Regions from separate parts of the Homo sapiens genome. Here region 2 is linked to region 1. A link is an interaction called in ENCODE POLR2A ChIA-PET data of the cell type or tissue named here. Cell type or tissue: Panc1. All regions are shown on one strand. Each heading gives the region's core, and the rest is flanking DNA. Links, peaks and the distances in the headings are about the cores only.

The links. ChIA-PET counts read pairs that join two places held together with the same protein. Peaks named below come from ENCODE experiments on the same cell type or tissue, not always from the same donor. Only the 100,000 strongest peaks of a DNase experiment are listed, where the experiment ranks them.
Region 2: POLR2A ChIA-PET joins it to region 1 with 5 read pairs; 2 of 35 experiments call an interaction of 5 or more read pairs at or near these places.

The regions. Positions count from the first base shown.
Region 1 is chr1:11,182,176-11,187,549 of GRCh38, forward strand. The region is part of intron 28 of MTOR (mechanistic target of rapamycin kinase); the gene reads right to left. Among named protein-coding and RNA genes, the nearest start is that of ANGPTL7, 4.5 kb to the right of the region's middle. In Panc1, for the core only: no CTCF peak of the experiment used is centred there; no DNase peak of the experiment used is centred there; H3K27ac peaks cover 3,221 bases.
Region 2 is chr1:11,898,407-11,903,780 of GRCh38, forward strand. No RefSeq gene overlaps it. Among named protein-coding and RNA genes, the nearest start is that of RNU5E-1, 7.1 kb to the right of the region's middle. RefSeq lists an enhancer at 432-983. In Panc1, for the core only: no CTCF peak of the experiment used is centred there; no DNase peak of the experiment used is centred there.

The DNA.
Region 1 (5,374 bases), core at 207-5,206:
CACTGCGCTCCAGCCTGGGCAATAAGAGCGAAACTCCATCTTAAAAAAAAAAAAAAAAGTACAAACTGAAATAAGTGCTTTTGTGGCAAATACCATGAAGAGAACAGAGTGCTTAGAGAAAAACATGGGGATTTATGGGGATTTATGTTAGACTAGAGTAGTCAGCAAATACTTTTATGACGAGACAACAATTGTGTACTAAATAATACAATACTACTACTTGGTACAATACTACTACTTGATATTTGCTAGACGTTGACTATGTGTCAGATACTAGTTCAAGTGTTTTATGTGCATTATCTATTTTTACACAAACATCCTAATTCAAGTATACATAAATATAGGAGAATATAACACCTAAGTGTACAGTTTGATGAATTATCATAAAGTGAAGACATCTTTGTAATTACCACCCAGACCAGAAACAGAACACAACCAGCTGCCAGCAGCTCAGAGGCACTGAGCCCCCTCCCAATCACTGCTCCCCTCTGTGTCCCCAGAGGTCTGTAAACCCTACTCTGACTTCTAACACAATGGGGTTGTTTGCTCAGTTTTTGAGCTTAATTATATAAACATTCAACACTATGTTTGTGACATGCACCCAGGCTGCTGCACGTCGCAACAGCTTTTCCTTTCTATTGCTGAACAGTATTTCACGGTGTGAATATACCACCATTTACCTATCTTACTGCAGATGAACACTTGGATTGTTTTCAGTGTTTGGCTATTACGAGGGGTAGTACGCGGACACTCTTGTCCATGTCTTCTGGAGCATGTGTGCTTGCACTTCTGCTGGAAAATATCTATAGCAGAATTGTTGAGTTACATATAAGGATATGTTTAGCTTTATAAGATACTGACAGATTGTTTTCCAAAGTGGCTTTACCAATTTACATTTCTACCAATAGGACATGAAAAGCCCAATTGCTTCACAATCTCTGTCAACATTTGCTATTTTCAGCCTTTTCCATTTCAGCCCTTCTGGTTGGTGTGCAGTGGCATTTTATTATGATTTAAATTTTTATTTCCATAATGACTAATGAGATGGGATAGCTTTTCATGTATTTATAAGCCTTTTGGATATCTTTGTGAACTAAGTGCCTGTTCACATCTTTTGTCAATATTTTATTTTTTTCTTTTTGAGACAGAGTCTCTCTATGTTGCCTAGGCTGGTTTCCAACTCTTGGGCTCAAGCAATCCTTCCACCTCAACCTCCCGAGTAGCTCAGACTACAGGTACACACCACTGTACCTGGCTTCTTTTACCAATCTTTTTATTGTGCTACCTTTTTCCTCCTTATTGTTTGATAAGAGTTCTTTATACACTCTGGGTATAATACATATACAATATTGAAGATAATAGAAATATTTCTTGCCTTTCATTCTCTTCATTGTGTCTTCCAATGAACAGAATGACTACTTTTGTTGCATTTCTTAATATTTTCCTTTATGATTGGTGTTTTTTCTATCTTAAGAAATCTTTGCTTATCTTAGGAAGCCACTTAATCTCCTACGTTATCCTCTATAAATTTTATTGTTTTACTGTTCACACTTAAGAGTTTAAATCTCCTGGACTTGAGCTTTTGTGTGTGGTGTGAGGTAACGATCAACAGTCTTTTCTTTCAGAAAAAGGATCACTGAGGGAAAAAAAAAAATTTTCTTCCCCCATAAGGCTACTGAGCTGACTTAGCAGTCCTTTCCTCACCACTCTGTGGTGCTACCTTGTTATAAATCAAGTGTCTATATCACATGGCTTGAGAGGAAAGGAATAAATACATAAATATAAATACACAAAATTAAGTATCTCTACATATGTGGGTCTGTTTCTGGACATTTAATTCTGTTCCATTTGTTCATCCATGTCACTACTGTACTGCCTTACTTACTGCAGCTTTATGATAAATCTTGATATGTAGTAGTGTAACTCTTCCAAATTTATTTTCCTTATCCAAAAATACCTTGGTTATTTAACCCTTTGCTTTATTTAATTCTCATGAAAAGCCTGTGGTATGAGATAGTTTTGATTTTTATCTCCATTTCACAGGTTGGCAAACTCAGAGAAGTAATATGTCCATGGCCACACAGCAACCAAGTGCTAGGGAGGGATTAGAATCCAGATTTGTCTGCTTCTAGGCCTAAGAACTCAAGTGCTATATGTACTACCTCCTTAATCCTAATGCCAAATGACCCCGTCAGGGTATTTAATATGAATGCATTACAATTTTAAGAAATTCTCACGTTCTAAATCATTCATTTGCGGTGAAAAAATCTTGTTTGGGCTGTGTGTGGTGGCTCAGGCCTATAATCCTAGCACTTCGGGAGGTTGAGATGGGAAGATCTCTTGAGGCTAGGAGTTCCACACCAGCCTCAACATAGTGAGACTCCGTCTCTACAAAAAAATTTAAAAACAGGCAGGCGTGTTGGTGTGCGCTTGTATTCCCAGCTACTTTGGAGGCTCAGGCAGGAGGACTGCTTCAGCTCACGAGTTCCAGGTTTCAGTAAGCTATATGATTGCACTACAGCACTCCAGGGTGGGTAACAGAATGAGACTATGTCTCTAAAAAAAATAAAAAATAAAAAAAAATTGTTTGGCAATTACCAAGGCCACTTTCCTGGTGGAACTCAGGAAAACAATGGAACAAGAGGGAAAAACCTCTAGGATTCCTTCCCATGTCTACAGAGGATCAGTCCCGCTCCTCACCTGGGCTCCCCGGGCACGGCCCCCCTCCACCTCTCCAGCTTTAGCTTCTGCTGCCATTCTTCTTCCCTTTGACTCTTAGGCCACACTCGACTACTTACATTCTCCCACTAGTCCAAGTCTTTCACATAGCTGCACCTTTGCTTACAACATCCTCTCCCATTCCTGGCTATTTCCTCCTTTTTCTTTAAAACCTAGGTATCACTTCTCTAGAAGGCCCTCCTTGTCCTCTGTGTCTCCCATCCTAGCATGTCACACTGTCCAAGAGTTCAGCTGTCTAACTAGACTGCCAGACACTGGGCCAGAATAATCGCTGGATTGTGCAACTTGAGTGGAGGCTAACAGAGCTATAAAGTCCTGACAGAAATCAGAGAGACTTTTTTTTTTTTTTTACTATATTCCATAATTTAAAACTGACTCTGGCCAGGTGTGGTGGCTCATGCCTGTAATCCTAGCACTTTGAGAGGCTGAGGCTGGAGGATCACTTGAGCCCAGGAGTTCGAGACCAGCCCTGGCAACACAGTGAGACCCCCATCACTACAAAAAAAAAAAAAGAAAAGAAAGAAAGAAAGAAAGAAAAAAAGATAGTTGGGTGTGGTGGTGCATACCTGCAGTCCTAGCTACTCGGGAGGCTGAGGTGGATGGATCACTTGAGACTGGGAGGTTGAGGCTGCAATGAGCCATGGTTGCCCCATTGCACTCTAGCCTGAACAGAGTGAAACCCTGTCACAAAACAAAACAGAACAAAACAAAACAGGACTCTAAGAGAAGGCCTGAGAGAAAAGACTTCTAATAGGTTCAGGACACATTCTTTGATAGAAGTGGCAAATTAGAAAGCTCAGGGAAAAGATGGAAATATCTTCTGTGATGGACTTGGACTTTCAGTTGAGACAGGAATGGGATGGAGTGCTAGAAAGGCAGATATGTGGCCGGGCATGATGACTCACACCTGTAATCCCAGCACTTTGGGAGGCCGAGGCGGGTGGATCAACAGATCAGGAGATCGAGACCATCCTGGCTAACATGGTGAAACCCTGCCTGTACTAAAAAATACAAAAAATTAGCTGGGCATGGTGGCAGGTGCCTGTAGTCCCAGCTACTTGGGAGGCTGAGGCAGGAGAATTGGCGTGAACCCGGGAGGCAGAGCTTCCAGTGAGCCAAGATCGTGCCACTGCACTCCAGCCTGGACGACAGAGCAAGACTCCGTCTCAAAAAAAAAAAAAAAAAAAAAAAGGCAGATATTCAACGGCTGTATAGAGTATGGCAGGCTGTGGTTTTTTCAAAGACTTCAGAAGAAGTGAAATATTCCTTTGAGATACACAATTAAAACTAACAGCAAGGCAGCTTCTTCTGAGATGTATTCATTCCACAAGCTGAGAGTGGGCAGCAGTCTCTCCAACGGGGCATTTTCAAGCAAATGGGATCTGATGCTCCTCTCTGGATAGAAGGAGAGACCACCCCTAGGTGCTCCCCTGCCCTGTGACCCTCAGACTACCTTGGTGCCAGCCCAAGGCAGTGCGGCCCAAACACTGTGAAGTCTTTTGAGAACCTCCAGGTTGAGTACAACCTCACTGACTTTTTTCATTAAGAACAAAAGCTTAATTTTCATAAACACCTTTTCCAGGAGCACCAAGCTAGCCCTCTTTCAACACCAGCAAAATGGAGAAAAGGAAAATCTAAACAGTATCCAACCTAGGTTTTCCAGATTTTGTCAGTTAATTCCCATTTTTAAGGTCACTCTGCTCACTGAAAGGCAGAAGAAGGATTTAAAAGCCTCTTTCAGAGAAGGCAATACCATTTTAGTCCTCCACATCCTTCATGGTTTTCTCTACTGGCTTAGCTGTGCTCAAAACAAGGACTTCTTTTTCCTTCATTTAGATATTCAGAATCTAGGACATCATAAGGTTGTGGATGTTTTAGAAAATAGATAATCTTCTGGCATGAGAAATATCCTTAATTAGCTATTTTTCCTCAAAACTGGAGGGGGGGTGAGTATTGACATTTGGGTAGCTTATGCAATTCAAGAGCTTCTGTCTTCTGTCTTCAAGTATTGCCTTATGTTAGAAATAAGTTTCCAGAAAATAAATGTCAAAGACCAGACACTCATGCTAAAGGCTAGATGCTTCCAATACAAACTTACGAACCTCCTCCTACCTTTCCTAAAAGGGACTGTTACATGGGGTACAAATATGAATGATTAATTTATTTTCTGCCCACATATAAGAATCAATTCATAACACTTTCCTGTTTGGGTGAGCTACTGGGAAGAATAAACAAAAGCTGGCTAGAACTCCACAAAGTTCCACTGTTCTTTTGTGCTTTCTCTGCTGCACTGTTACATGAGAGTTCCAAGGCAGCAGGGTCACGTGGGATGCTATACATCAGTGGTCCCCAATCTTTTTGGCACTAGGGACTGGTTTCGTGGAAGACAATTTTTCTATGGACCAGGGTGGGGGTGGGGAGATGGGGGATGGTTTTGAGGTAAAACTGTTCCACCTCAGATCTTCAGGCAGTACTTAGATTCTCACAAGGAGCACGCAACCTAGATCCCTCACATGTGCAGTTCACAACAGGGTTCACACTCCTGTGAGGATCTAATGCTGCCACCGATCTGACAGGAGGCAGAGCTCAGGCGGTAATGCTCACTCACCTGCCACTCACCTCCTGCTGTATGGCC
Region 2 (5,374 bases), core at 73-5,072, 720 kb after region 1:
GTGGGTGGGGGGGGCTGTATCGAATTTCTGGAGCCGCTGGGCCATGGGAGGGCTGACTCGGGGATCTGGGTTGCCCTGGTCCATGTTCTGGCTCCCAGTGCCCTGGGGCGATGGAAGCTGGCGGGGTCAGGGCGTGGGGAGGGGCGGGGAGCGGCTGGTCGGGGCTGCGCTTGAGAAAGGGGGTGTCTCTGGAAGGGCCATGCGCTTGGGCGGGCAGGGACAACGTCCCGCACCTGTGCTGGCCCCGGCTTCTCCTTAGAGTGCCTCTGGCTGCCTCCCTGCTCTCACCTCGGGGTTTTCCTTTTTGCGCCATCCCCGGAGGGCAAGACTCTGTCCAAGCTGAGACAAACGTGGGGGGCGGTGGGGAGACTAGGTCTTCTCCTGCCCCTACCCCAGATCGCAGAGCCCATCTTGGCTGCCGGGACCCGAGGGCGCTCCAGGTTGGCTCCGCGGGTCGCATCACCTGCCAAGTGCTCGGGAGCCGCAGCACGGGCACCAGGGGGGTCCAGGATGGAGGGGCCACGGAGGTCTCCAAGGGAACTGCCCGGGCTGAGATTGGCCAGGGAGGGGGCCAGGAACTAGTGGAGCTACGGAGCCGCCAGTGGATCTGAGGACCCACCTGGATCCGAGGTCGGCCCCTGTCCCCGGTGCTGAAATGCGGGCGCCCGCGGGGTTCACGGCCAGGACTCAGCCCTGGAGTCCCTGAGACCGCTAGCCCCGTAGCAATCCCCTATGTAGGATTTGTTTCAAGGGCTCAGACCGGCACAGAGCCCCCCAGCTCTTCCTTGCCTCAGATTCTGTCCTTGGGTGATCAAATCCTGCTTTCTGTCTCCTAAAATTGTCTCTAGCGCTTTCTCTGGGACCACTCTAGTGCCTCTGAGCAGGCATCACAGGCTGGCCCATCGGATCATTATTTGTACTTTGGTCTTATGCTTTATCCCCTCCAAACCAACGGGCTCCCACTCTCAGCTGGGCTGCAGAATTTCCCATCCCCCTGCCTCTAACATTCCTAGGGGACTCTGTTCCTTTCCTCCCTCCTATCCCTTGCTTTCAAGTTAGTTAAAGCTAGACAATGAGGTCGGTGCAATGCGTCTGCATCTGGCAGGGGCAGCCACCTTCCTTGGAAATGGGGAGAGATGGTGCAAGAGAGAAGAGAGCCGGGAGAATAGGGGTGGGGCCCCAGGGCTGAGGCATGCCCTCCTGAGCTACTGCAAACTGCAGCCCCCAAGGGCCCAGGTGACATCATGTAATGGGCCTTAGCAAGACCCCCTTCCACTTCTGGGCCCTTATCTTCCCCTCTCAGCTCCTGACCCCTCCCCAGTCAGATGCCCTTGTTTGTAAGCTCTGCATCTCTCCCCTTCCCTCTCTCTCTTTCCCTCTCTTTTCAATATCATTGTTCTTTTATTCTTCTGATTATAAAAATTACTGTTGGCCAGGCCCTGTGGCTCACGCCTGTAATTCCAGCACTTTGGGAGGCTGAGGTGGGTGGATCACGGGGTCAGGAGATCAAGACCATCCTGGCTAACACGGTGAAACCCTGTCTCTACTAAAAATACAAAAAAATGAGCCGGGCATGGTGGCTGGTGCCTGTAATCCTAGCTACTCAGGAGACTGAGGCAGGAGAATCGCTTGAACCTGGGAGGTGGAGGTTGCAGTGAGCCGAGATAGTGCCACTGCACTCTAGCCTGGACAACAGAGCAAGACTCTGTCTCAAAAAAAAAAAAATTTCACCGGGCGTGGTGGCGAATGCCTGTAATCCCAGCTACTCAGGAGGCTGAGGCAGGAGAATCACTTGAACCCAGGAGGTGGAGGTTGAGCTGAGATTGTACTACTGTACTCCATCCTGAGCGACAGAATGAGACTCTGTCTCAAAAAAAAAAAAAAGTGTGTTTCTTTGCACACATTTTTGTACATTTCTGTTTCCTTAGGATGTATTCCCACATGTGAAATTATTGGCTTGACATATATTAACTGTTAAAATACTTTTGTTAGGCTGGGCGCGGTGGCTCACACCTGTAATCCTAGTACTTTGGGAGGCTGAGGTGGGTGGATCACTTGGGGCCAGGAGTTCAAGACCAGTCTGAGCAACATGGTGAAACCCTGTCTCTACTAAAAATACAAAAATTAGCCAGGCATGGTGGCACACACCTGCAGTCTCAGCTACTCAGGAGACGGAGGCACGAGAACTGCTTGAACCTTGGAGGCAGAAGCTGCAGTGAGCCAAGATCGCACCACTGCACTCCCACCTGGGCAACAGAGAGAAACTGTGTCTCAAAAAACACTTTTTTTAGGGCTCTTGATACATATCATCAAGTGACATTTTAGTAAGATTGGGCCAGTTCCTATTTCTACCTGTGGCATCTGCGTTCCTGTTTCACTGTAACATGGCTGCCTCTGAATTTTATATTTTAAAAGTATTTGCTAATGTAATAGATGGGACGTGACATACAGAGTTGCTTGTATTTGGAGTCCTCTGATTACTAGTAAGACCAAACAGGTTTTCACATATTTATTAGACATGTACATTTCTTCTGGAAAATTTTTCTCTCTACTATCAATGATTTTCTATTGCAGTTTAGTATTGATCCCATTAATTTTTCTTTTTTTTTTTTTCTTAGATACAGGGTTTCACCACATTGCCCAGGTTGGTCTTGAACTCCTGGGCTGAAGCCATCTGCCCTCTTCAGACTCCCAAAGGTCTGGGATTACAAGCGTGAGCCACCGCACCCAGCTTTATCTCATTAATTTGTAAGGCTTTTTGATATAGTACAATTGTTAACCCTTTGGTGTATTGCAAGTATGATTCTGGTGGGAGGCTCACCTTTTTGCTTGATTATTTTTGACACACAGAATTTCAAAATGTCAAATATATTTACGGTAACTTTTTAAAGGCTCGGCATGGTGGCTCACACCTGTAATCCCAGCACTTCAGGAGGCCGAGGCTAGCGGATGGCTTGAGCCCAGGGGTTCAAGACCAGCCTGGGCAACATGGAAAAACCCCGTCTCTGCAAAAAATACAAAAAATTAGCCAGTATGGTGGCATGAGTGCCTCTAGTCCCAGCTACTCAGGAGGCTGTGGTGGGAGAATCACCTGAGCCAGCGAAGTTGAGGCTCCAGTGAGCTATGATCACACCACTGCACTCCAGCCTGGGTGACAGAGCGAACTCCATCTCAAAAAAAAAAAAGAGGCTGGGCACAGTGACTCACGCCTATAGCTGTGCTGGAAGGCCGAGGCGGGAGGATCACCTGAGGTCAGGAATTCGACACCAGCCTGGCCAACATGGTGAAACCCCATCTCTACTAAAAACACAAAAATGAGCCGGGCGTGGTGGCTACTCAAGAGGCTGAGGCAGGAGAATCTCTTGAACTCAGGAGATGCAGGTTGCAGTGAGCCGAGATCACACCACTGCACTCCAACCTGGGTGACAGAGTGAGACTCTGCCAAAAAAAAAAAAAAAAAAAGAATGGCCAGGTGCAGTGCTTCACACCTGTAATCTCAGCACTTTGGGAGGCCGAGGTGGGTGGATCACGAGGTCAGGAGTTTGAGACCAGCCTGACCAACATGGTGAAACCCCGTCTCTACTAAAAATTCAAAAATTAGCCGGGCGTGGTGGCGGGTGCCTGTAATCCCAGCTACTTGGGAGGCTGAGGCAGGAGAATCACTTGAACCCGAGAGGTGGAGGTTGCAGTGAGCCGAGATCACACCACTGTACTCCAGCCTGGGTGACAGAGCGAGACTCCGTCTCAAAAAAAAAAAAAAAAAGAAAGAAAGAAAGAAAAAAGAAAAGAAAAGAAAAAGAAAAATGCTATAATCCTGCTAAAAACTCCCCTGTCTCTGTCTACTTTAGAACGCTGACCATTCCTTTGGAGTTGGTGTTTCCGAATTGTCCATCCTCACACTTTGTGCTTGAATAAACACTCTTTAAATTAGATTCTAACCCTTTTGATGATTTTAGGTTGACATTTTGGTGACCCACAGATGGGACCCAAGGCAAGCCTCCCACAATCCATGCTGCTTTGCCAACATTCTGAGCTTTGGTACCCGCAGGAACAGCTTTCACTCGTCTGACCTCATCAGAGCTAGCGGGGCTTCCTGGCATTTTCTCTTGGGTTTCAAATCTCCCTGGCTTTGGCTGAGATTCAGACTTTATTCAAGTACCCTGATTCCGCAATTCCATGCTCTATGGAGCTGGATTTGAAGCTCTACTTTTAAAAGTAGAAGTTTCAGGCCAGGCATGGTGGCTCATGCCTGTAAACCGAGCACTTTGGGAGGCTGAGGCGGGCAGATCACTTGCGGTCAGGAGTTTGAGACCAGCCTGGCCAACATGGTGAAACCCTGTCTCTACTAAAAATACAAAAATTCCCCAGGCATGATGGCACACATCTGTAATCCCAGCTACTCAGGAGGCTGAGGCAGGAGAATTGCTTGAACCCAGCGGGTTGAAGGTTGCAGTAAGCCAAGATCTTGCCAATGCACTACAGCCTGGGGAACAGAGCGAGACTCCGTCTCAAAAGAAAAAAAAAAAAGTGTGTGCCAGGCGTGGTGGCTCATGCCTGTAATCCCAGCACTCTGGGAGGCCCAGGCAGGTGGATCACCTGAGGTCAGGATCTCGAGACCAGTCTGGCCAACATGGTGAAACCCCGCCTCTACTAAAAATACAAAAATTAGCCACGTGTGGTGGCGGGCACCTATAATCCCAGCTACTCAGGAGGCTGAGGCAGGAGAAATGTTTGAATCCAGGAGGCGGAGGTTGCGGTGAGCCAAGATCACACCACTATACTCCTGCCTGGGTGACAGAGTAAGACCCTGTCTCAAAAAAAGAAAAAAAAAAAAGGAAGAAGAAATAAACTATATGTGTGTGGTTATTGTTACAAAACACACACACACACACACACACACACACAGAAAATTTAAACTAGAAACTATTGAAAATGTGTTGGGTGCAGTGGCTCACACCTGAAATCCCAGCACTTTGGGAGTTGGGAGGATCACTTAAGCCCAGGAGTTAGAGACCAGCCTGGGCAACATAGTGAGACCCCATCTCTATTACAAATAACAAAATGTAAACAAATTTTCTTTAAATAAAGAAACTATTGAAAATGGGGATGAGTGGAAACTGGGCGAAGGGGCTAGGGACAGGAGTGGGACTTCTCTGAATATATGTTTTTACATAGTTTTGATCTTTGAGTCTTGCATTTTTCATTTTCAAAAAGGAAAAATCTTAGCCGGGTGTGGTGCTGCATGCCTGTAGTCCCAGCTACTTAGGGGGCTGAGGTGGAAGGATTGCTTGAGCCTGGGAGGTTGAGGCTGCCGTGAGCTGAGATTGTGCCACTGCACTCCAGCCTTGGTGACGGAACAAGACTCTGTCTCAAA